2 separate regions of the Homo sapiens genome follow, and region 1 is linked to region 2. Evidence: read pairs that join two places in POLR2A ChIA-PET (ENCODE). Cell type or tissue: Panc1. All regions are shown on one strand.

Region 1 (2,500 bases), 99 kb before region 2:
AAGATAATAAAAATATAGTATCATTAATTTAGTGACTGTGCAAATTAAAAGGAAAAAACAAAGAAGCATAAATGTATAAATTAAAAAGACTGCCTTATAAAAGAACTACTTCTAGGAAATTTGATTTTGTACATGAAAAATTTACAATTTCTGCACAAATGATCCTTTAAGTACTATATTCAGCAAGAGTATATTCCTCAATGTTGTAGTTCAGAAAAGACTTTAATGAAACCATATGAAAGGAGGTCAGTAGTTTTTCATCATTACTAAAAGATTCTGGTGGCAGACATAACACTGTAGCCTTCCTTCAATCAAGAAACACATGGCAGTGACACCCTACAACAACAGCATGATTAACAGCTGTGGAGTTCCCAGGCCAGACAATGCAGCTCCTGCCCTGATACTGTAGCTGACCGTCAGGACTGTCCTCGCTTATGAAATTGAATAGATCCACAGACTTGACATTTTAATTTTACTGCACCATTTAAAGCCTTCAAATAGTGCAAGAAAGATAAGAGCTTTCAAAACCAATGTGTCCTGCTGGGCTGCCTAAGATACTGTGCATCCCAATGCACCATTACGACTAAACAATAATTTAATTATAACAAAGACTGCTATCAAATTATAGAGGTAAAACAGAAAAAAGTGACAGGGATATATTTTACTTTTTTTATAATATCAACAGAAAAAAAACCCCAAGACATAATTTTAATCCATTCACATGACTTTTAACTTCACTTACTAATTTTTTTTTTTTTTGAGAACGTGTCTCACTCCCTCACCCAGTCTAGAGTGCAGTGCCGCGATCACAGCTCACTGCAACCTCCACCTCGAGTTCAAGCAACTCTCCTGCCTCAGTCTCCTGAGTAGCCAGGATTACAGACACGCATCACCATGCTTGGCTAATTTTTGTATTTTTAGTAGACACGGGGTTTCACCATGTTGGCCAAGCTGGTCTCGAACTCCTGACCTCAGGCGATCTGCCCACCTCAGCCTCCCAAACTGCTGGGATTACAGGAATGAGCCACCATGCCCAGCCCACTTACATAATTTTTAATTCCATTTAATGATACATGACCACCACATAGTAAACGTATTCCTGCAAATCATGGGGAAAAAAATAATTCTAGCAATTGATAAATCTGAATTAATCTTAAAGTAACTCATATCATCTGTAGGCCCATTTATTGTTCACAATACAAAAAGCAACCTGTTCCCACCGTGCCAACATGCATCTACCCCTCAACAAGAAGAGCAATATACCATAATTATTGAATCCAATTTAATACTTTTACAAATAGTAAAATAATTGTGGTTACATTTTAAATAGCAGACTTAAAATCATTATTTCTACTGACTACAGATGTCCAAGCATTTAAACTTCAATCAGCAGTATTTTATAGAATTAGAAAGATCATTAGTTTGGGAGTCAGAAAGACTTGAGTTTGAAGCTCAACTCTAAGTATCAGTTCCTAGCTCTAAGAAAATGTGATCAAATACTAGCTAGGGGACTACGCTAATATCCTCAATGGTTAACTAATTATAAATCTCTTTTTTTTTTTCTTTTTTAGACACAATGTAGGTAAAACAACACAGTATTATCCTGTCGGTTTATTAGTTTATTCAAATACAACATATTCAAAATAATTGCAAATCACAAAGAAACTAGCTAGTATAACATATAAGAATAATTATTTTGATTTCTTCCCAATTCAAATTCTCAAAAAAAAGTTGCGTTTAAGGTTAAGCACATACAACTCATTCAAAAAACATTCACAGGGAGCCCGGAGTGGCAGCTCATGCCTGTGATCCCAGCACTTTGGGAGGCCGAGGCAGGCAGATTACTTGAGGTCCGGAGTTCGAAACAAGCCTGGCCAAAGTGGTAAAACCCTGTCTCTACTAAAAATACAAAAAAAAAAAATTAGCCAGGCTTGGTGATATGTGTCTGTAATCCCAGCTATTCAGGAGGCTGAGGCAGGAGAATCACTTGAACCCAGGAGGTTGGAGGTTGCAGTGAGCCGAGATCACAACACTGCACTGCAGCCTAAGCAACAGAGCAAGACACTGTCTAAATAAATAAGCAAGCCTAGTCAACATGGTGAAACCCCATTTCTACTAAAAGTACAAAAATTAGCTGGGAATGGTGGCACACCCTGTAATCCCAGCTACTCGGGAGGCTGAGGCAGGAGAATCACTTGAACCTGGGAGGCAGAGGCTGCAGTGAGCTGAGATCATGCCACTGCACTCCAGCCTGGATGACAGAGTGAGACCCTGTCTCAAAAAAAAAACAAAAAAAACAAAACACACACACACACACACACACACAAATTCACAGAACATCTACTATGTGCAAGGCACACAGGACAGAGACAATACATAGTACCATTCCTCAAAGAGATCACAATCTAAGAAAGCTGACAGATAGGGACATAAATCTAAATAGAAAGTGGTAGGGTTTATGATCAAATATGTAAAAGTAGAGAGGTGGCAGAAAAGGAAT
Region 2 (2,500 bases):
GAGACGGAGTCTCGCTCTGTCGCCCAGGCTGGAGTGCAGTGGCGAGATCTCGGCCGCGATCTTAATGGAGTTATTTTGGAGTGATAAAGTGCAAACTTACAGAGCAGCGGAATCAACAGTTTTGCAGAACATCTAAAAATATTCATGCATATATGTATGCACATGTATGTACATGTATGCACCTAATAGAAACATACTGCAAAAAAAGCCATAATTTAATTTTACAAGACGAAATATTTTGTATTTTCCATTTCATTTTCATTGTAGCAATGCATTTATTGTAAAACTTATAATTATTTTTCTAAATAATTGGACACTCCAGAAACTTGTTTATAGACAGTCAGCATCTGAGGCAACTTAAGACAGTATTTTTCACATTGTAGGTGGAGACCAATTAGGGTGTGGTAAAATTAAGTATAATCATTTTCCTAAATAGAACAGAAAATACTAGGTAAATCAGAAATAGCAAGGATATTATATTTAAATTTGGTTCAGTTATATATGTGTGTATATACATACACAAACACACATATACACACACAGTCAAGATGTGAAATGCATTTGTTTGTATGTGAGAATTAGTCTGCATCAGGTGTGGTGGCTCACGCCTGTAATCCCAGCACTTTGGGATGCCGAAATGGGCGGATCACTTGAGGTCAGGAGTTTGAGACCAGCCTAGCCAACATGGTGAAACCCTGTCTCTACTAAAAATACAAAAATTAGCGGAGTGTGGTGGCGTGCACCCGTAGTCCCAGCTACTCGGGAGGCTGCAGCACAAGAATCGCTTGAACCCAGGAGGCAGAGGTTGCGGTGGGCAGAGATTGTGCCACTGCACTCCAGCCTGGACAACAGAGTGAGACTCCAAATCCAAAAAGAAAAAGAAAAAAGAATGAATTAGTCTGGATAAGCTACACTAGGTGAAATTGTGGTAACACCTCCCCACCCCCACCCCTAATCAGCATAGCTTAACATCAAAGTATTTTACATGTCATACGTCACTCCCATAAAGTCCCATAAAGTCGGCTTGCTCTCCTTGGTGGTTGTCTTCCAGATTTTCAAGAATGTAATATTTATATATCCTTCAATTACTCCATCTTGATGGTCTTTACTTCTAGGTTTAAAATCTTTCTAGAGAGAGCACAGAGGACTCATACTAACTCTTACCCAGGGTTAAGAGCCTTGAAACAGAAACAACCCAATCACTTTCTCTCATGGGCCATTGACCAGAATAGACACATGCCTCCAATTTTTAACTGTGAAGAAAGCTGAGGCCAGGCACGGTGGCTCACGCCTGTACTCCCAGCACTTTGGGAGGCCAAGACAGGCAGATCACGAGGTCAGGAGATCAGACCATCATGGCCAGCATGGTGAAACCCCGTCTCCACTAAAATACAAAAATTAGCCGGGCATGGTGGCGCATGCGTGTGATCCTAGCTACTTGGGAGGCTCAGGCAGGAGAATCGCTTGAACCTGGGAGGCGGAGGTTGCAGTGAGCCAAGATCGCGCCACTGCACTCCAGCCTGGGTGTCGGAGTGAGACTCTGTCTCAAAAAAAAAAAAAAAAGAAAGAAAGCTGAGAAATGTAAACGAGTGTGTAGTATACTTCATGAACACTACTGTCTGTTACACTACAGATCACAATAGAAAATATTGGCAGGGCGCGGTGGCTCAGGCCTGTAATCCCAGCACTTTGGGAGGCTGAGGTGGGCGGATCACGAGGTCAAGAGCTCGAGACCATCCTGGCTAACACGGTGAAACCCCGTCTCCACTAAAAACACAAAAAATTAGCCGGGCGTGGTGGCAGGCGCCTGTAGTCCCAGCTACTCGGGAGGCTGAGGCAGGAGAATGGCATGAACCCAGGAGGCGGAGCTTGCAGTGAGCTGAGATCGAGCCACTGCACTCCAGCCTGGGCGACAGAGTGAGACTCCATCTCAAAAAAAAAAAAAATAAATAAAAATATATATATATTTATCTTTATATTTATATTTAAAAGGCACTACCTTAAGAAACTCCAGGCCATGGGCTAGTTCACAGATTCAGGATTTCTTCAACTCTCTCAGGGTTTGTTTTGTTTTTGTGAAACTGGCATCATCCAGAAGATAAGGATACTGCAACGAATTAGTATTACTAATGTTTTATTCTAAGCGATCCTATTATACTTTGTTGCTATTACTGGACTAGCACTTTTTTTTTTTTTTTTTTTTTTTGAGGCAGAGTCTTGCTCTGTCACCCAGGTTGGAGTGCAATGGCTTCAGGCGATTCTCCTGCCTTAGCCTCCCAAGTAGCTGGGATTACAGGTGCCTGCCACCATGCCCAGATAATTTTTTTTTTTTTTTTTTTTTTTTGGATTTTTAGTAGAGATGGGGTTTCACCATGTTGGTCAGGCTGGTCACAAACTCCTGACCTCAGTTAATCCACCCACCTCAGCCTCCCAAAGTGCTGGGATTATAGGCATGAGCCACCGTGCCCCGCAATTTTGTTTTATACCTAATTCTGCACTC

What was found. ChIA-PET counts read pairs that join two places held together with the same protein. Peaks named below come from ENCODE experiments on the same cell type or tissue, not always from the same donor. Only the 100,000 strongest peaks of a DNase experiment are listed, where the experiment ranks them.
Region 1: POLR2A ChIA-PET joins it to region 2 with 14 read pairs; 5 of 35 experiments call an interaction of 5 or more read pairs at or near these places.

What each region holds. Positions count from the first base shown.
Region 1 is chr6:99,471,477-99,473,976 of GRCh38, forward strand. The region is part of intron 9 of USP45 (ubiquitin specific peptidase 45); the gene reads right to left. Among named protein-coding and RNA genes, the nearest start is that of USP45, 43 kb to the right of the region's middle. In Panc1, no CTCF peak of the experiment used is centred here; no DNase peak of the experiment used is centred here.
Region 2 is chr6:99,570,056-99,572,555 of GRCh38, forward strand. It overlaps the pseudogene TSTD3. Among named protein-coding and RNA genes, the nearest start is that of CCNC, 2.6 kb to the left of the region's middle. In Panc1, no CTCF peak of the experiment used is centred here; no DNase peak of the experiment used is centred here.